2 separate regions of the Homo sapiens genome follow, and region 1 is linked to region 2. A link is an interaction called in ENCODE POLR2A ChIA-PET data of the cell type or tissue named here. Cell type or tissue: OCI-LY7. All regions are shown on one strand. Each heading gives the region's core, and the rest is flanking DNA. Links, peaks and the distances in the headings are about the cores only.

The links. Peaks named below come from ENCODE experiments on the same cell type or tissue, not always from the same donor. Only the 100,000 strongest peaks of a DNase experiment are listed, where the experiment ranks them.
Region 1: POLR2A ChIA-PET joins it to region 2 with 5 read pairs; 1 of 35 experiments calls an interaction of 5 or more read pairs at or near these places.

Annotation. Positions count from the first base shown.
Region 1 is chr12:10,382,514-10,393,582 of GRCh38, forward strand. KLRC4-KLRK1 (KLRC4-KLRK1 readthrough) reads right to left here. Exons shown (of 13, transcript NM_001199805.1): 6 at 9,322-9,378; 7 at 6,258-6,362; 8 at 4,390-4,497. The coding sequence starts at 6,297. It overlaps KLRK1 (killer cell lectin like receptor K1), which reads right to left and starts at 7,528. Exons shown (of 8, transcript NM_007360.4): 1 at 7,430-7,528; 2 at 6,258-6,362; 3 at 4,390-4,497. The coding sequence starts at 6,297. The region is part of intron 3 of KLRK1-AS1 (KLRK1 antisense RNA 1); the gene reads left to right. In OCI-LY7, for the core only: CTCF peaks have their summits at 7,102 and 7,306; a DNase peak (open chromatin) is centred at 6,311; H3K4me3 peaks cover 3,798 bases; H3K27ac peaks cover 3,976 bases.
Region 2 is chr12:9,735,528-9,746,596 of GRCh38, forward strand. No RefSeq gene overlaps it. Among named protein-coding and RNA genes, the nearest start is that of CLECL1, 8.0 kb to the left of the region's middle. RefSeq lists a cis regulatory region at 4,912-5,164 and enhancers at 7,683-7,752, 7,773-7,842. In OCI-LY7, for the core only: no CTCF peak of the experiment used is centred there; DNase peaks (open chromatin) are centred at 5,004 and 6,414; H3K4me3 peaks cover 1,998 bases; H3K27ac peaks cover 4,334 bases.

The sequences.
Region 1 (11,069 bases), core at 3,272-8,271, 650 kb after region 2:
AGAAAAAGTATTTCTCAGGCAAACAGAAGTTGAGTGAATTTATTACCACCAGACCTGTCTTACATGATATGCTAAAGAGAGTTTTTTCAGTCAGAAAAAAAAGAACACAAATGTGCAATAAGAAAACATTTGAATGTATAAAACTCACTGATAAAAGTAAGTACACAGACAAATTCAGAATATTCTAATACTGTAATTGTGGTGCCTCAACCACTCAGATCTTATGAAGACCAAAAGACAACTCTATCAAAATAATAGTAATTACAATTTATTAAGAGATAGTCAATATAAAATGATGTAAATCCATACAAACATAAGTCAACATGTGAGAGGAGATGGAGTTAAAGTGTAGAGTTGTTTAGTTTTTTCTTTTGTTGTTTTGTTTTTCTTTGCTTTGTGATCAAAGTTAAGCTGTCATCAGTATAAAATAATTGCTATAAGCTATAAGATGTCCTTGTAAGTCTCACAGTAACCACAAAACAAAAACCTATAATAGATACACTAAAATGAAAATCAAGGAATTAAAATACACTGCCAGAGAAAGCAACTTAATCACAAAGGAAGACAGGAAGAAAGGAAGACTTACAAAACCACTAGAAAACAAGGAACAAAATGGCAATAGTAAGTTCTTACATACCAATAATAATATTAAATGCAAGGGGGCTAAATTCTCCAAGTAAAAGACATAGAGTGACTGAATGGATTAAAAACAAAAAAAACCAAACAATATATTGCCTACAAGAAACCCACTTTGCTCATAAAAACACACATAGACTGACTGTATAGGGATGAAAACAGATATTCCATGAAAATGAAAACCAGTAAAGAGCAGGCACAGCTATACTTAGATAAAATAGACTTTAAGTCAAAAAGAGTAAAAAAGAGTCAAAGAAGACCATTATATAATGACAAATGGGTCACTTCAGCAATATAATATAGTATTTATAAGTATACATATGCACCCAATATTACAGCACTCAGATATATTAAGTAAATATTAATAGATCTGAAGGGAGAAATAGATGAATACAATAAGGGCAGGGGAGTTCAACAACACATTTTAAGCAATGGACAGATCATTCAGGCAGAAAATCATAAAAGAAACATCAGAGTAAAACTATAATATAGACCTAATGAACCTAACTAAATGTACAGAACATTTCATCCAACTGCTGCAAAATACACATTCTTCTTATCAGCACATGGAACATTCATCAGGACAGACCATATGCTAGGTGATAAGTCTCAAAACATTTCCAAAAGTCAATATTATATCAAGTAAATTTTCTGACAACAATGGAATAAAACTAGAAATTGATAACGAGGAACTTTGGAAACTGCACAGATACATGAAAATTAAACAACATGCCTTTGAACAAATAAACAAATTCAGTAAAGTTTCAGGATCAAAAATCTGCATACAAAAATCAGTAGTGTTTCTATACACCAATAACAAACTGGATGAAAAAGAAATCAAGAAGTCAATTCCATTTGTAATACCTACAAATAATAAAATACCCTGGAATAAATTTAATCACACAAGTGAAAGACCTCTACAATGAAAACTGTAAAATACTGATGAATGAAACCAAAGAGGATGCAAAAAAATGGAAAGACATCTCATGTTCATAGACAGAAAGAATATTGTTAAAGTAATCATATGACTCAAAGCAATCTACAGATTCAGTGCAATTCCTAACACGATACCAGTAACATTCTCTACAGAAATAGAAAAATATCTTAAAATTTATATGGTACCACAAAAGACTGAATAGCCAAAGCAATCTTGAACAAAAATGAAGAAAACTGGTGGCATCACGTTACCTGACTTCAATATATACGACAAAACTACAACAACCAAAACAGTATGGCATTGATATAAAAATAGACACCTAGACCAATAAAACAGAATAGACAACCCAGGAATAAATCCATGTATTATAGCCAACTGATTTTTCCAGAAAGTCACCAATAACATACACTGGGAAAGGAGAGCCTCTTCAATAAATGAAGCTGAAAAAACTGGATATCCACATAGAGGAATGAAATTAGACCCTCATCTCACACCATATACAAAAATCAACTCAAAATGGATTAATGACTTAAATATAAGAACTGAATCTATAACACTACTAGAAGAGATAAGAGAAACACCACAGGACATTAGTCTAGGCAAAGATTTTATGGGTAAGAATTCAAAAGTACAGGCAACAAAAGCAAAAAGAAACAAATGAGATTGTATCAAACTAACACACTTCTCTACTGCATAGGAAACAATTGACAGAGTGAAGAGACAACTTGTAGAATAAGAGAAAATACTCGCAAACTATTCCTCTAACAAGAGACCAATATCCAGAATATACAAGGAATTCAAACAACTCAACAGCAACAACAAAAACTGATTTGAAAATGAGCAAAGGATCTGAATAGATATTTCTGAGAAGATATACAAATAGCCACAGATATATTTTTTGAAATTCAACATCATTCATCATCAAGAAGATGAAAATCAAAACCACAATGAATATCATCTCACCCTAGTTAGAATAGCTATTATTTAAAAAGACAAAAAATAACAAATGACAGTGAGGATGCAGGGAAAGGCTAATGTTTATACAATTTTGGTGGGAATGTAAATTAGTATAGCCATTATGGAAACAGTATGGAGGTCCCTTAAAAAACTAAAAATATAACTACCATATGACTCAGCAATCTGGGTCTTTCTCCAATGGAAAGGAAATCAGTATATTGAAGTAACGTCTGCACCCCCATGTTTATTGCAGCATTATTCACAATAGCCAAGATATGGAATTAACCTGTGTCCATTAACAGATAAATAGCTAAGCACACACAGACACACACACACACACACACACACACACAGAGGAATACCATTCAGTCATAAAAAAAAGAATGAAAAGAATGAAATCCTATTATTTGCACCAACATGGATGAGTCAGAAGTACATAATGTTACGTAGAGTAAATCAGGCATGGAAAGATAAATACCACATGTTCTCACTCATATGTAGGAGATACAAACTTTTAGCTCACAGAAGTAGAGAGTAGAATTGTGGTTATTTAAGGCTAGAAAGAATAGGGGGGAGGAGAAGATTGGGAGAGGTTGGTTAATGAATACAAAATTACAGCTACATGCGGGATTTTTCTAGTGTTCTATAGCACTGTAGGGAGAGTACTGTTAAGAGTAATTTATTGTATATTTTCAGATAGCTAGAAGAGAAGGTTTTGAATGTTCCCAACACAAAGAAGTGATAAATGTTGAGGTGATGGGTGTGCTAATTACCTTGATTTGGTCATTAGACATTGTATAGTTGAATGGAAATATCACTGTATCCCATAAATATGTATAATTATTACATGCCAACTAAAAATAAACAAAAATTACCGTTCCCCTTAACTACATATTAAAAATACATTTTAAAGAAACTATAATACACAAAATATCCTATGAATTTTTTTTTTTTTTTTACCTAAGACAATATCCTGGTGATTAGTCCTCATGGCGTATAAGGATACCAAATTTATAAATAGCTGCATTGTATTTCACTGACAACTCTGGACAGATCTAATTTTTGACGGACTGTCAATTTTTTTTTCCAGTGGATATTTAAATTGTTTCTTAGGTCTTGCTATGAGAAATAATGATACATTTCATACCCATCTGTGCATATTTTTGAGTCTCTCTCTGGGATAAATTCCCACAATGATAATTGTTGAGGGAAAGGGCATGTGTGTTTTAAATTTTGGTAACAATTGAATATTTTAGTCCAAAAAGGGATTTTTACATATAGCACTTTGCATTCCTTAAATTAATTCTTGTAAAGAGATGCTATTTGTTAATAATTTGTTTCTTAGTTTTTAATAAAAATTGATAAGTGAGGGTCATCTGTTGTTTTCCTTTTCATACAAACTATATAAAGGTCTATTACCAATAATATTCTGCTTTGAAAAAAGTCATTGGAGAATATATCTTCTTCACTGAACTCAGAAACAATTCTATAAATAATAATCAAGCTACCACTTCTATAATGTTTAGGAACATATCTCTGGAGGGTTTTTAAAATATCTTTTCTCTTCTCTTTTTCATTTCTATTTAGTTTTCTTTTCAGTGATCTCTTAGAAACTCCTGCCTCGATTATATTATCATGATAATAAACTCATCATTTTTTAGGGCGTGACAATATTCTAAACTCAATAGCTTTTAATACCATAATTTTATTATATATTTTAATATTATATGAGAGTTCATGTTATTCCTGCTTTCCTCATGAAGATAAAGTCAACTGAATGATTGCCATTCATTTAATCACATAGTTTCCAAGATTCATTTCAATATACTGAGAGTAGACAAATGGAACATAGGACTTACCATTTTCTCTACATTTGCTTTTGACTACTGGACATCTTTGCTTTTGCCATCGTGTTGAAAAATCACTCTTCTTCAGATCCAAGTTATAATTATGAAATTCACTCATCTCTAGAGAAAAAGAATTCAGGCTTATATGAGTCATGGCCTTTCTGCCATTTGGGGCATAAATTTTAAAAATTCAGCTTGCCATTTCCATCTATGTACTTCCCCTGACTATCCTTTTTAAAGTACAACATGAACTTACTTTTGTTTTATAGTACTACATTATTATGTTTACACTTTACTATATAAATAAAACTATATTTATGCCATGGAAAGTACCCTTAGCAAAATCCTATATACTATTAAAATTAGTTAATTCGTAATGTATAATGAAACCTAACATTACCAGAAAGGGACTTGGTTAGTGAAAAGGCAGATGTAGGGAGAAAGACATGTATTTAAATCACAGATCCACATATACAAACTTGATAACTTCACAAATAACCTAGCTTTTGCATCCCAGTTTTCCTAATTTGCAAAAGACGAAAGAAATAAAAAAGAAAAGGATACTGTCACAATCCAGTATGGGTATTTTAAAAATAAAATAAAAATATAATGAACTTAGCATCAATAACATCAATCATTTAGTAAGCTTTTAGTAAATAGCAGTGTGTCTAATTTTCTTCTTTTCTTTTTTTTTTTTTGAGATGGAGTGCAATGGCGTGATATTGGCTCACTGCAACCGCCGCCTCCTGGGTTCAAGCGGTTCTCCTGCCTCAGCCTCTTGAGTAGCTGGGATTACAGGCTTGTGCCACCATACCTGGCTAATTTTTGTATTTTTAGTACAGACGGGGTTTCACCATATTGGCCAGGCTGGTCTCGAACTCCTGACCACAGGTGATCTACCCACCTCAGCCTCCCAAATTTCTGGGATTATAGGCATGAGCCACTGTGCCCAGCCATCTAATTTTCTTTATAATGAAGGACATACATAGGCTAAAATAGTGGGGTCTAATGATTTAGAACAAAGACAGATAATCTTGCCTCTGAACAAAATACCTAAAGAATCATTTTGCTCTCTTGAAATATTAATTATTTACTGATGATTAATATTTACTTAAAAGCCTTTTTTAAACTTTTATTTTTGGTTCAGGGGTGCATGCGAAGGTTTGTTACATATGTAAATTCATGTCACGGGGGTTTGTTGTACAAAAGCCTTTTATAAATTAAATGATAATATGAATTATATTTTATAGGTAAAATTAGACATTGATTGCGCATGTAATACCTAACTCAGTTATTTTACATATGGAGTAAAGAGAGTAGGTATCACTTTATGGATGAAGAAATTGAATGCTAGAGATGGCCAAAATCATAAAGCTTATTTAATATAATGTTACCAACTGTGAATAAGTTATAAATTTATAAACACCTTTAGGATAAAAAGTGCTTTAACATACATGTCAGTTGATTTGAATATTACACAAATCTAAGATAAATATGGAATGTTTCATGCCTGTATTTGATAGAAAAAGAAACTAAACTAAACTACACAGAGGTTGCAAATTGACCCTTCAAATCTAGAGAGCGGTAAAAGTTTGAGTAAAATTCAAGTCTGACTCCACATCTATTTCACTATTTCAAGCTGTCCCAAGTTGTGAGCGACTTTACCATAATATAGTTAATAAAATAAAGGGAAAAAAGTTTTTAAGTTTTGGAAGACTTGATTTAAAATACAATATGAACATAACATGAAATCAACATAAATAGAACATGAAAAGAATCAGAGTAAATTGCTTGCCTATGCCTTATATGCTTGTATGAAATTCTTGGTATCTTAAAATTGTATAAAAACAAAACTACACACTTATGTGGTAAAAACATACCCCAGCTGTGTCGAGACCTCCGACCACGAATCCACCCCATCAAATACTTATAAGTGCACGTCTACCGCAGAGAGGAATCTAAAGTCTTCAATGCACAAAGGATTCCTGAATAAAATAAAACTGGGCATTTGTTTTTTGTTCTCTTTCCCGTGGTGAGATAAAATATTTTGAATAGAAAAGTAAAATGCAGAAACTTTTCCCCTGTGCATGCCTTTAAGAAAAGAATAGAAATGACAATTCACATAAAGCCAGGCAAAATTAATTTTATACATTTCTCTTGGTTGTAAAATAATCGCCAATTACTTCAAAATGTCATAACAATATAATGAACCTATTAATTCACCTACATTGAGATATTTAATACCAATATTTTACTTTACTGATATTAGATAACAACACACCCAGTTTTCTGTTTATAGTCGTTTATTGCTTCTTGGCCTTTTAGCTAAGATCAAGTGTTTCCAGTTGTTTATTTTATCTGGCAATAATTTAGTTTTCTTTCTGCAAGCTAAACTCAGGTAAGTTATATGCACTTTTGTTGAATGTCCTTTTCTAGTGCATTTTAATCCAACGTGCCCATATCATCATCATCAACAAATTATCATCACCATCATCATTAACAAAACTAATCTCACATGTTTATATAGTAACATCTTAGCAATGCACAGCAGAGCTTCCAGAAAAAACCATTTAATAAATAAGCATAGTGCTTAGATTTCAAAAATAAAAGCTATTTCATATTTGATTATGATAGTTGGAAAGCACAGATATAACTTGTTTCACCTTGCATGTAAAGATGTGTATCAAAGGTAAGTGCCCCCTACAGCATCAGAAAACTCAAAAATTTGACAATTTAAATTGAATCTCAATTCTTCTCATCCTAAATGTAAAGATTCATTTTTCTAGTTTTGCTTAGAGACAAGGCTTCTTCTTATAGTAATATTACAACTTCTGATTCTTCAATAAGTATATCCTAATTACCTATCATCAGATACAGTGATAGAATATACATCAGAAATGATAAGCATTCCGTATCCTCAGGAGTTCTATTCAAGCATCTAAGAAACAATTAGAATTACCTTATAGTGTAAATATTTTTATTTTTTTGAGGTTGAAATATAATTTCTCATATCTTGAATAATAAACACACACACATACACACATACACACACCTGCTCAGAGAGGGAAGATCTTGATTCTTGTGGATAAAAGCCTTCTATAAAACTAGAAAATTTAGATATGTCCTCAGTTCCTGATCTAGAATTGAAAGTGGAGATACTTAGTGAATTTCTATCTTTGAGAAAGATGTGACAAATATTATAATCTCATCTTCCTGTGGAAAAACATAAACCACAGTACTTCCGCCTTATCACTACAAAAATATTGTTAATTTGGTAAAAGAGTTAAGACCACCCATTGTTGGATAAATGTTAGGTTGGTGCAAAAGTAATTGTAGTTTTGCCATTATTTTAAATAACATTTTAGGATTTGAAAATGATGAATTTAAATGATGCCATTTAATCCTAAATATTTTAGAGATTCAATTCAATTCCAGTTAATACCTCAGGTTTTGTTGTAGAACTTACAAAGCAGAATTCTACATGTACATTAAATTACAAAAGTCAAGACTAGGAAAGTCACAATTGAAGATGAAGAAAATGTGGGAGCCTTGTTTTACTAGATAGTAAGACCTATGTTAAAACCGTATTAATAAAGGCAAAGTGGCATGTGGGGCATAGATAGACAAATTGAGAAGGGTAAAAATACAGACAAGAAAAAGTCATGTGCATAGATTAAAAAATATAAGGTAACATTGCAGATAAAGTGGGAAATTAGCTCCTATTCAATAATTTGTCCTGGGTTACTATCACACTGGCCTTTAAGTTACAAAAAATTAGTCCTGGGAATTTTTAAATTTTAATATAAAAAACATGAAATTGCATCTCTGTCATATCTACATCATATGCAGGAGAATTAGAAACTTAAATATATACCCCAGTATACATAAGAATAATATATGAATTGATACCAATGAACAAGATAAGCTAAATATATATTTTATGTTTATTAATTTAAAATACTAACATAAGACATCATATAAAGTAATATAAGATGAACACATTATAACATTTTAACAAAAACCAAAGCTATTAATCTTAAAACTCTGAAATATAAGGAAGGAAAACAGCTTTCATGTGGTGATGTGTTAAAGTTGGACAATAAATTTATTCAACATTTTTTTTCTTTAGCGAATGCTATTTGCTATGCACTTTTCTAGATCTTGAGAATGTCAAAGTAAACAATCCAAAAGAAAGTTTTTGCCCACATGGAAATTAATTACTTTTTTTTTTTTTTTTTTTAAGAGATGGAGTTTCACTCTTGTTGTCCAGGCTGGAGTGCAACGGGGCGATCTCGGCTCACTGCAACCTCCGCCACCTGGGTTCAAGCAATTCTCCTGTCTCAGCCTCCAGAATAACTGGGATTACAGGCATGTGCCACCACACCTGGCTAATTTTTGTATTTCTAGTAGAGACGAGGTTTCACCATGTTAGTCAGGCTGGTCTCGAACTCCTGACCTCAGGTGATCCTCCTGCCTCAGCCTCCCAATGTGCTGAGATTACAGACGTGAGCCACCACACCCAGCTGGAAATTACTTTTTAGTTTAGGTGATATAAAATGAATAAGTATAAAACAAATTCAAAATTAAACAAGATAGGTGAATATAAAACAAGTTGAAGAAAATATGTTATTTTCTGACATACCAAGATTCTTTTCAGCTAATCAACATTTTCTATTAGCTATTTTATATAGTAAAAATAGATCTATATAGAGGAAATATAGGCTGATATTTTCTAACAACTACATTTTAACAAATATTTGGTTTTTGAAAGGAAATGAATAAATGAGTAAATGCAGGCTTTTTATGGGAAAAACCTGAATCACAATTTCCTGAAGAGTTATTTTTATATATGTAGTTTTCGATTGAATAGAGATTGTCTCTTAAATACAGAATTGAGAAAAGGGGGATAGGAATAGGATAAAAAAGAACATTTGAATATCCTACCTATTTCGTTTAGTTCAAATGGCAACTTACAGCCAACTGGGAAGTCCCCACACATACCTAAAAGAAGATTTCTGAAATAAATACCATGATAAAGCTAAGCACCAGGGAGAGTTTTATTGTCATATATAAAGGTCCCTAAACCAACTGACAGAGTGTGGAAAGGATTCTTAAAGAAGAAAATTCTAAAATGGGTCCTGTATGTCGGGTTAAAACAATTAGTTAGATAAAGAAATAGTATGTTAAAACTCCAATTTCTTTCTCAATGTTGAACATACACTCACTTTGCTGTAGTCATGATAGTAAACTTATTGGGGATTTGCTGGGCATTTGTACTGGTTTATTCTATGTGAATTGCAAAAGGACATAGCATAGTTTTCAGATAAAATACTTTCTAATAAGTGAAATAAAACCAACGCAATTAACTTCTGCAGAAAGAATAATTTGACTATAAAAGTACCTGAACAAACTTCATATAGACGTATCTATATAACTTTCAAAAACTATTGTTAGAAGAAAAATTACAATATTTTGCAAACAGCCTGGGCTCAAGTCATTTGAGAACATCCATCACCACAATAAACTATTTAATTACTTTCATTAGTTGAGAAGAGCCAACAATCAACCGGCCTTTTTGGTCAGTAAGCTAACTCGCACTGTGGCCTCAGAAAACCCTTCTCTTCTGGTACACAGGAAAGACTTAACACGCAGCCAACTTGTGGTTAGAAACAGAGTGCTTGGCAGGTTGCTGGCTTCAAGCTGTGACACTAAAGCTGGATGTGGTCAGAGGCGTTTACTGGACGCTTGCCCAAATATGAAAGCTTAAGATGTGCAGCTATTGCCAAGCAAAAATTTTGTAATCTTGACCTTTTGGTAAATGTGTTTGAATTGACAAAAGACATGTCAAAAAGGACAAATTTTTAAAATTCACATGGACAATAAAGAAAATAAAAAGGAGTGGAAGAAATAGAGCTGAGTCTTTGGATATGCAGGGGCATCTATGGCCACACCACCATGATGCATCCAGTCTCGTCTGGACACGCATGGGCATATTGAAGCAGAAGTGAAATGATGACTAATGTAAAAGTAAAAAAGTCTGCAAACATATTTTAAGAAATATGTATATATATATTTTCAGAACCTATTTTCCATTCAGCTAGGTATTAAGTACTGGGCTACACATACTGACATATAATGTTAACTGGTGTATTGTAATTATATGAACTCAAGGCAGAGATTCCATAAATCTGGAATTTATACTTTGGGGAAAAACAGGTCATCATCTTGGCAATTAATTAATTTTCTCTGGCACAGCTTCCTAAGCCAGGAATGATTAAATGATTTTTTTGCCCCATCTCAGTTGAAATTTTGTATAATTCTAAAATTTAGCAATTCAATTGAAATATCTTTAGCAAATATTTGTGTTATATTAACTTAATCCATGCTAGGACACACCATTGTTTTGATTGTTTAATTGCAATCTATATGGTATAACGGAACAGAAAAGTGTTTTTCCCACTCTGGTATTATCTTTATAATTGTGCATAAATAGCCATACATAAATAGTAACTTTAAACAATTGCTCTCAAGTAAGTCACATGCATGATTTGCAGGTCAGATGACATCATATTTTTTATTAGCATCCTGGTTACTTTTCTCTGATTGCTTATTTGATTGCCATTAAACCTTCCATTTCCTGCTATAGTGATAATCTCCACATTCATAGATGGAACGATGCCTTTAACGACTTC
Region 2 (11,069 bases), core at 2,067-7,066:
ACTCTTACACTTCTGTTATTAAACTTATTCTTTATTTTATTATTTTTGATGTTATTGTAAACAAAGATTTTTCTAAATTTCATTTTTGGATTGTTCATTGCTAGTCTGTAAAAGCACTATTACTATTTTATATTGATTTTTATCCTGTAATCTTGCTGAACTTGTTTATTACCTCTAATTTTTATTGCTGTTGTGAATGTTTTAGGATGACATGATATGCAAGATCATGTTATCTGCAAATAAAGACAGTTTCACTTCTTCCTTTCGTATTCTTGTTTTATTCCCTTGGCAAGAAACTCCAGCATGATGCTGAATAGAAGAGGTGAAAGCAGATCTACTCCATCATTTTCACCAATATCATCCCCAGGTTGGGTTATCAAGGACTGGCTTTGCAGCATCAGGGCAACGAGTCCTTGTTATGTACAGCGCAAAGACTTAGTTAATGAATTCAAAATCACTAATGTTTATTTTTACACAGTTCTTTCATATGCGATATATATATATATATATATATATATTTTAATAGTTTAGACGGAGTCTCCCTCTGTCGCCCAGCCTGGAGTGCAGTGGCGCGATCTCAGCTCACTGCAAGCTCCGCCTCCCAGGTTCACGCCATTCTCCTGCCTCAGCCTCCCGAGCAGCTGGGATTACAGGTGCCCGCCACCACGCCTGGCTAATTTTTTGTATTTTTAATAGAGACAGGTTTTCACCATGTCAGCCAGGATGGTCTCGATCTCCTGACATCGTGATCCACCCGCCTCGGACTCCCAAAGTGCTGGGATTACAGGCGTTGAGCCACCGTGCCTGGCCTATATGTTATATTTTTTTTTAACAAAGGTTATCCTATTATATTTTCTCTCTGTGTTAGACGTGCTTAAATTAAAATTTACATGTGTATTGATGGACCACAGGTCATATCCAAATCTGACTTAGACACAGACACATAATTGTGAGATCCTGGAGGTGAAGATAAAGACAATAATTGCACAGAAGTATATTTCTCTTAATGGAGGGGCTTCATGTTTATTTATGTATATGTTTTCAGTAGTGGTTTGTGTCATTAAGTTTTTGAAAAGGAAGGTTTTTTTTATATTTAGTTTGAAAAGAAGAATGTGCTTACATAGCCAATACTAAATGCAGTCATAAAAGTGTTTTAACATCTTTGTATGTTTGTTTCTTCATTTCTGTCACTTCATGGTACTTTTTAAAAATTTACACAGTTACTTGTTATTGTTCATATCTTCTGTTTCTTGGCATGTTGAATAATTCCTGATTAGATGCTGGATATTATGATTTATGTTTACAGATGCCTTGATGTTGTGGTCTTCGCTTAAAGCATGTTATGTTGGTTGTCTTCATTTAAAGACTATCAGGCAGTTAATTTACCTTACATGGAGATAAGTTTCATAATTTTGAAACCTGTTTTTAATTTTTGCTACGTATGAACTCATCTCACCTCCTCTTCAGGGATAGTTTATTCCTGCTACCAAGGTCTGATCTTTCTGAATGGCCCTGGTGATTACTGATGACAGCACAATAAGAGATTAAGTGTTAACAGCATTAAAATGTCAAAGATGCGGAACAGACAGTACAGTGTACTAAAAAATTAACGACATTTTGGGGGAGGCTAAGAAAAAGGAAGTTGTGCAGTTCCAAAAAGAGGAAATATGTTCTAAAATAAAGAGTAAAATATTAACTTAAAAGAAATCAGTAACTTCAAATGTAGATTTAAAACATTGAGGTTTACACAAAAGTGGAGGTACCAGTATTCTCTAGCTAGTAAATGATATCAAAGGTAACTCAGAGACATTTAGTTGTAAGCACATAAATTTGCTTAAGAGAGTTTTGTTAACAAAGACAAGTTACATGGGAGAGAGCAAAAGAGAGAGAACAGTTTTCAGTAATTTGGCTGGAAAGAGTTTTATTGTTCTTATGTACCTGAAGTATAGTTGGACTGAATACAAAAGTTGAGATCTGTTATCAGATTTCCTCTGAATTTTAGTTGCACTTTCTGCCAGATGACATAATTGTTAAAAAACACAATATGATTTTGATTTCTGATCCTGTGTCTGAGGCCTAACTTTTCTATCTGGAGACTTTCAGAATCTTGTATTTATTCCTACAATTCTGAAATTCTGCAGTGAGGTGTCTTTTAAGTCTATTTTTGTCCTTTCCATGGGGCATTCAATGTGAAGCTTTAAACAGGAAACTCACACCCTTAGCTTCTGAGAAATTTTTTTATACTTATTTCCTAATTTTCCTCGTATCTTTATTCTAATGTCTTTTTTCTAGCATTCCTTTTAGTGAAATATTAGTGCTCTTGGGTTGATATTCTACTATTATTATACTTTTTCTTTTATCTCTTCCTCTTTAGATTTTATTACCTAGGAAATTTCTCAAGTTTTTCCTCCACCCATTTTATAGAATTTGTTTTTTTATTTTCTTATAATTTTAATTTTCAAGGATTATTTCTTGTTGTGATCTTTTTTATAGTTTACTCTTTTTGTTTAAGTGATATACTATTTTCTTTCCCCACACCTGAGATTATGAATTATAAGAATATTTTAAGTCTTTCTTTCATTTTTACGATCAATTCTAATTTGAACTTCATCTTATGTGTACTTGTTTTGATCTTTTTTTTTTTTTTTTTGAGACGGAGTTCTGCTGTGTTGCCCAGGGTGAAGTGCAGTGACAAAATCTCGGCTCACTGCAACCTCCACCTCCCAGGTTCAAGTCAAGCGATTCTCCTGCCTCAGCCTCCCAAGTAGCTGGGATTACAAGCACGTGCCACCACACCCAGCTAATTTCTTTGTATGTTTAGTGGAGATGGGGTTTCACCATCTTGGCCAGGCTGGTCTCGAACTCCTGGCCTCAGGTGATCCGCCTGCCTCAGCCCCCCAAAGTGCTGGGATTCAGGTGTGAGCCATCGGGCCCGGCCTGATCTCTTACTTTTATTGGAGACTTTTCTAAATATCTAGTAGTCCTTAAGTGTCTAACAGCATGCAAGACTGAGGTACTAAATAAGCGAAGGGAATTTCTGTGTCTGGGATCAGTGGACATCACTGGATGTTCAGGCAGAAGTTATTTATTTCTTCTTAATCTCAATATTTGTAGGTCTTTATTATGAAGCAGGTCAGTTTTTTCAAAGAGAAATTCTCCAATTTTCTTCTTGGGTGCCTTAAGCCTGATTGTCGAGGATATTGAAGTCAATTAGGAGATGTCAAACTGTGTCCGGACTTGGTGGGTTCTTGGTCTCACTGACTTCAAGAACGAAGCCGTGGACCCTCGCAGTGAGTGTTACAGCTGTTAAGGTGGCGCCTCTGGAGTTTGTTCCTTCTGGCGTTCGGATGTGTTCGGAGTTTCTTTCTTCTGGTGGGTTCGGGGTCTCGCTGGCTCAGGAGTGAAGCTGCAGAACCTCAAGGTGAGTGTTACAGCTCCTAAGGCAGCGCGTCTGGAGTTGTTAGTTCCTCCCGGTGGGCTCCTGGTCTCGCTGGCTTCAGGAGTGAAGCTGCAGATGTTCGCGGTGAGTGTTACAGCTCACATAAGCAGTGCGGACCCAAAGAGTGAGCGGTAGCAAGATTTATTGCACAGAACAGAAGAACAAAGCTTCCACAGCGTGACCGAGCGGGCTGCCACTGCTGGCTTGGGCAGCCTGCTTTTATTCTCTTATCTGGCCCCCACCCACATCCTGCTGATTGGTAGAGCCCAGTGGTCTGTTTTGACAGGGTGCTGATTGGTGCGTTTACAATCCCTGAGCTAGACACAAAGGTTCTCCACATCCCCACCAGATTAGCTAGATACGGAGTGTCCACACAAACGTTCTCCAAGGCCCCACCAGAGTAGCTAGATACAGAGTGTCGATTGGTGCATTCACAAACCCTGAGCTAGATACAGAGTGCCTATTGGTGTATTTACAATCCCTGAGCTAGACATAAAGGTTCTCCACGTCCCCACCAGACTCAGGAGCCCAGCTGGCTTCACCCGGTGGATCCCACACCGGGGCTGCAGGTAGAGCTGCCTGCCAGTCCCATGCTCTGCGCCCGCACTCCTCAGCGAGTCGTCCTCAGTGGTCGATGGGACTGGGCGCCGTGAAGCAGGGGGCGGCGCTCATCGGGGAGGCTCCGGCCGCACAGGAGCCCACGGAGAGGGTGGGAGGCTCAGGCATGGCGGGCTGCAGGTCCCGAGCCCTGCCCCGCGGGAAGGCAGCTAAGGCCCGGCGAGAAATCGAGCGCAGCGCCGGTGGGCTGGCACTGCTGGGGGGCCCAGTACACCCTCCGCAGCCGCTGGCCCGGGTGCTAAGCCCCTCATTGCCCCGGGCCGGCAGGGCCTGCCGGCTGCTCCGAGTGCGGAGCCCGCCAAGCCCACGCCTACCCGGAACTCCAGCTGGCCCGCAAGCGCCGCGCGCAGCCCCGGTTCCCGCCCGCGCCCCTCCCTCCCACACCTCCCTGCAAGCTGAGGGAGCCGGCTCCGGCCTTGGCCAGCCCAGCAAGGGGCTCCCACAGTGCAGCGGTGGGCTGAAGTGCTCCTCAAGTGCCACCAAAGTGGGAGCCCCGGCAGAGGAGGCGCCGAGAGCGAGCGAGGGCTGTGACGACTGCCAGCACGCTGTCACCTCTCAAAAGCAAGTCTGTTATTCAGAATTTCAATTAATTCCTCTGTCTTTAGTAAAGCACGTCCTCCCTTAGCCTTGCCTAGAGACTCTTACTCTGAATTCAGGCTCCTTTTGGTTCAGTAATGCCAGGCAATAAACTTCCAATCTTCAGTAGACATACAGGGTTGCCGTTTGGTTGTTCAAGGGGCTCCTTGTATATATTTTCTACTAATTCCCCAGTTTTCCCCCATATTGAACCCATACGGTATTAGTTTTTTATTGCTAAATAACAAATTACCTTAAGCTTTGTGGTTTAAAACAATGCACATTTGTTATCTCATAATTTCTGTATGCCAGGAGTGTAGGCATGGCTTGGGTAGGTGCTACGCTTCAGAGACTCACAAGGCTGCAGTGAAGGTGTTGGCTGTGGCTCTCATCTCCTCTGAGGCTCATCTGGGGAAGGATCTGCTTCTAGGCTCACATGGTTGCTGGCAGCATTCACTTCCTTGTGGGCCATCAACTGAGGGCCTGAGTTTCTTGATGGCTACTAGCCAGAGGTAGCCCTCAGTTTCTTGCTGTAAGGACTTTCCCGACATGGCACCTTGCTTTCTCAAAGCCAGCCATGAAAAGAGTCCCCTCTGGCAGACAGTTATTATAATCTTAGGCACATTCCATTCCATTCATGTAATCATGCATATACCATTACCTTTGCTGTATTGTATTGATTAGAGGCAAATCACAAGTCCTATCCACATTCAAAGAGAGGAGATCACACAAGAGCTTGAAGACCAGAACACGGGGATGATGGGAGCCACCATAGAGTCTGTGGTGCATAGGGTCTCTGATGCTTTAGCGTCCAGGGAACTATGGCCTAAGTTACTGAACATAGTCCAAACTTTGTAGACATTTCTCATCTATGCCTAGTTGCTCCCAATCATTTTTTATTCTATTAAATGTTTTTATTAATATAATTTTTACTGAGACTTTAGAGAAAGCAGAAACAAATACATCTGTTGAATATTACAAATGTACCTGAAAGTACCCTATTGAATTTTTAGGTAGCCTTTGTTAGTTTGAGAATTAAAACAAAAAAACTTCACATCTATGAGAAAAAAAATCAGATATATTACTTTTAATGTTTTATTGAGTTTTCTTAAAGAGCAACCTAATTTAGAATATTAATCAATGAGTTTTCAAGGCCACTTGATATATACATGCCAAAAAGTTTCCATTCAGAGAAACATCGGGTTAGATTTGTATTAATAGATTAATTTTTATGAAATTTCATACAAAATTTATAAGATTTATATTGAATGTGTTAATTTATGTGGAAATATTCATATGAAAGTAGCAATCTTAATTTACACTAAACTTATAAATACAGTTTGATGATTTGATTAGCTAAAAGCTAACATTTACTAAGAACATTGTGTGTGTCAGGTATTGGCTCATTTAAGTCTTCTGGTATCACAACTGTAGGAGCTAGGCACCTTTATTATCCCATTTAAGTGCTGATGAGGAAAACAAGGTACTTCACTCAAAGTCACACAGAAGGATAGGAGTTGAGCAGAAATTTGAAACCAGATTACTTGACACCAAAGCCTATAAATACAATGGTTAAACTATATTGCTTTCCCTGAAACTGGAAGTTGAGATTAAAAATGATGTCCTCCCTTCAGGGAGCTGATTTTCTAGTATGTCAATAAGTAAGTAATTTACTGACAATTGATATACAAAACAAAAATGCCCCAACAGAGCACGCATGAGATTTTACCGCAGCCCACAGGTGCATCAGAGAGGAAGTGCCACTTGAAATAAGATGTTACATTGACATAAATAAGCATTTAGTTTTACTAAGAAACAGAGATGATGAATCAGTGGTCTAACCACACTGAAATGGGCGGTGAAGAAGCATTTTCAGGTTTTGCAGCAATTTGTGTTAGGCTGGTTTGTCTTTGTCATTCTAGGGTTTTAAAAAACTTCATACAAATGGAATCACACAATCTCGTGATCATTTATGTTTGGCTTCTTTGCTTATCAGTAGGTTTCTGATATTTGTTTGTGTTTTTGCATGTGTAACGGGTATAGTGCTTCTTGTATGGATGCTGCAACATTTATCTATTTTATAGTTGATGGACATCTGATTCCAATTCAGGGCTATTATGAATAAAACTGCTATGAATATTGATTCCTGTCTTTGGGTGCACATACATGTTTGTTTCTATTAACGAGTGAGTGGAATTCCTGGTTCACAGAGTATGCTGATGTGCAGCTTTAGTAGAGATGACCAAATTAAGATGGTTATTAATTTGAACTTCCTTCAGGTTTATGAACATTTCAGTTGATCTAAATTCTCACCAACCTTTGGTATTCTCAGATTTTATTTCTGTTTATTTCTTTAAAAATTTTAGATATTCTAGTTGGTGTGTAGTGACTCCTTTAAGTTTTTTCATTTCTCTGATGACGAATTTGAGTGTTTTGATAAGCTTTTTTGCCATTTTGGTGTCCTTTTTCTGGGAAATCACTTCTGTAGTCTTTTTCTCACTTAAACATTTGTTGTTGCCTGTCTTTTTAAACCGATTCATGAGTTTGAAAACTCTCACTCTCCCATTCTTTGCTGAGAGACTTTGCGTGCACTTGGGGGCACACCCTGGACCCTCAGCAAGCAGTTCGCTGTGCTGTTCCTTCACTTCCTGCACAGGCTGAGCTTCGAGGTCAGCCAGAGGTGAGAGCTTAGGTTCTTCTCAGGTAACTCCTGAACCTGTTTACAGCCCTGTACATTCACACTGCACAGGCTGAGCTTCGAGGTCAGCCAGAGGTGAGAGCTTAGGTTCTTGTCAGGTAACTCCTGAACCTGTATACAGCCCTGGACATTCACACTGCCCTGTGCTTTTGCACAACCTTCAAGATTCCAAGAAATATGTTGGAGATTTTGAAGCCTACTATAGACATCTCATTTCCAGTTTTTTTTTTTTTAAGTTTTCATCAGCTCTTTGTCTCAGTTTTTATTATATTGCTGCCTCCGGAAGTTAAACAATTATCCCTGGTGTTTTTGACAAACACCCTCAGAAATTATGGAAAGAGTAGACGAATTTAAATAGTCTGGAAGTGAGTAGGCAAGCTTCAGCAACAGTGCAAGCTGGAAGAAAAGGAGGTGTTCTGCCAGTAGGGGGCCCTGTGTGATTGAAGTTGCCATAAACTTTGACAAAAATGAAACCAGGCATTCAGCTTTAAATATATATATAATTTGAGACAGAGTCTCTCTCTGTCACCCAGGCTGGAGTGCAGTGGCAGGATCTCAGCTCGCTGCAACCTCCCCCTGCCAGGTTGAAGTGATTCTCTTGCCTCAGCCTCCCGAGTAGCTGGGATTATAAGCACCTGCCACCACGCCTGGCTAATTTTTGTATTTTTAGTAGAGGTGGGTTTTCACCATGTTGGCCAGGTTGGTCTCAAACTCCTGACTTCAGGTGATCCACTCGCCTTGGCCTCCCAAAGTGCTGGGATTACAGGCATGAGCCACCATTCCCATCCAACGTCCTATATTTTTGAGTGTCAAAATACGTCATGTTTTTCCAAAGTGTCAGATTGCCTGGCTGTGAAGCGTAGATCTGAAATTTAAAGACTTCCGGTAAAGCAATTATTTGTGACTTGGTTTTGTTACATATTAAATGAGATATTAGATCTAAGTCACAGGGCCGTTTTGGAGATTACATGAATTATATGTAAAACATTTAGTGTCTGGCATATAGAAACACTATAGAGATGTTATAATTATTGTCGTATTTTAATCATCCTTATTGTAATTACCGCCATCTGGTACACACTTTGTTACTTTTATTATTTTGGTGCTTTGGATAATACAGGGAGCAAGAGTGCTAAAACTTAGCAAAGTAGTGTGGGTTGAAGACCACATCATACAGAACCAGCGATAAATCAACAAGATATGACCAGTGGAGCAGACTGGAGCAACAGTTAAGAGAGAGAATTAATAAGCAACAAACAAGTTTTTAAGTACCCTCTGAGAATTCTCAGGATTACTCAGAAAAATATATTTTTAAAGGCAGAATGAGACTTCAAGTTATTTTATTTGGCTATTACAAAAAGTGTGGATAGCTTTTTTATTACAAAAAGGGTATTACCAACCCTCTTTCCACTGAGGACAATTGGAGAGTCTAGACAAAATGTTTCAAATCGTTAATTTAATTTAATTTAATTTTTTAGACTGGGTCCCACTCTGTCACGCAGGCTCAAGTACAGTGGTGCAATCACAGCTCACTGCAGCCTCAAACTCCTGGGCTCAAGCAATCCTCCCACCTTGGCCTCCCAAAGTGCTGGGATTACAGGCACGAGCCACTGCACTCAGCCTCAAACCATCATAAAGGCATCAATGAAATTACATGCTATTGAAAAATAAAACAATACTAATCCAAGAGATAACTGAAACCCAGAAATAAGAGCTGCTTTTCCAACAGAAAATCTTACAGATGAAAAAGCTAAGGAGTCAAGCAGGGCTCTTGGCAGTCTTCGGTGCTAGAGTAACTCCAGTCTCCAAGTAGGGGTGGGATGAAAAAATTAATAGTTCTAGTTAGTTCACCAAAAGCTGCACCCCAGACAAAATCTTCCGATCTTGACATCATTGGCACTTTGAGTCATATTATTCTTTCTTGCAGGGGCTGTGCAGCGCATCGTAAGATGTTTGGCAGCATCCTTTACTTTCATCCCGTAGATGCCAGTAGCCAGCCTCTTCCCCCATCTCACCTACCCTGACACTGACCCTTCACCAAGTCGAACAATCACAAATATGTCTAGACATTGCTAAATACCCTTTGAGGGATAAAATTACCCCATCCCAGGTAGAAAAACACTGCCCTAGGAATAAGACTAATCTAAGAGTAGATTGGCTCTTGAAGGAGGTGAAACTCACCTTCAAATCCTTTCCATTACTAAAACTGAAGGAAAGTTGATCGTAGATTGCTAATGGCTGTGATGATTTTCTAGAAGCACATTTACGTTCTTCCTGCAGGTACTTTTTTTGTCAAAGAAAAATTGCATCATACAAACTAAACAGGGAAGAAAGATTTTATTCAAGACCATTGTAATAGAAGAGAGTAATTGAATCCAATTATGCTGAAGTGGGAAGATGTTTAAATACTGGAGTGAGCTGGTGGAAAAGGACCAGAGCATGTTGAGGGGACTCTGGTCAATGTGATTAGGTCATCGGTAGTTGTTAATTGAAGCTCATTGAAGTGAGGTTCCTGTGCTTCCACAGAAGCCGGAAGTAGGGGCACTGTCTCGCTTGATGGTTACATTCCAAAAGCCTGGCTCCCAGGTCTTTGAGAAAGACATTCCTGGGCTGTAAAACTGGAAAGAGGCTGGGAGAAGATTTATGTTTCAAAGAAGCAGAGAAAGAATTTGTAATTACTTTCCTAAATGATCCAAGAAAAGAAAAATCATGGATTCACAGACAAAAAGAAGTCTGAGGGAAACATTAAGGCCATCTTGGTCAAAGAATATAACATGATTCTAGTTTTCAAATAATTACTATATTTTTTTCTTTTGTTTTGAGATGGAGTCTTGCTCTGTTGCCCAGGCTGGAATGCAGTGGCGTGATCCCAGCTCACTGCAACCTCCACCTCCCAGGTTTAAGGGATTCCGGTGTCTCAGCCTCCTGAGTAGCTGGGATTACGGGTTTATGCCACCATGCCTGGCTAAGTTTTGTTTTTTTAGTAGAGACAGGGTTTCACCATTATGGCAAGGCTGGTCTTGAACTCCTGATCTCAGGTGATCCGCCTGACTCGGCCTCCCAAAGTGCTGGGATTACAGGTGTGAGCCACTGTGCCTAGCCTCAGTTTTTTTCTTTTTTTCTTTTTTTTAAGACAAAAGTCCAGCACTCAACAACAACACGAAATAAATAACTGGGTACATAAATAGAAAAGATGACATTAAAAGTTACAAATAGAAATAACAGGCAGTGGTTAAGAAATTCCAAGGGCTCTAGAAAATGCAGTATCACACACAGACTTTAAAGTAAGCATGTTCAAATATTATTTCAAAAAATCAGATTTAAGTCAATACATATTTAAATTTTAAATAAATCATTTCTTAAATTTACATACCTATATAGTATTTAAAATGTAACAACATAAAATATTTTTAAAATACTAATATATTTAAAATGAACTCCTGGAAATAAAATGAATATATTAGAATTTGGACTGAAACTTGGAAAGTTTGAAAAAGGAGAAGATGGAAACTCTAGAACTAAAATCCACAGTAACTAAAATTAATTTCACAGAAGAAATAATTCTTAATCTAATAATATCTATTCTCAGCATCTCCCCCCAAAACAACCAGTCAACCTAACAAGTAAACAAAGCTAGAACAAACATTACAGTTAATGGTAGCATATTAAAAACTTTGCCTTTGACATTGGGAACAAGACAAGGTACTCACTGTTATCATTTCCACTTAACATCATTGT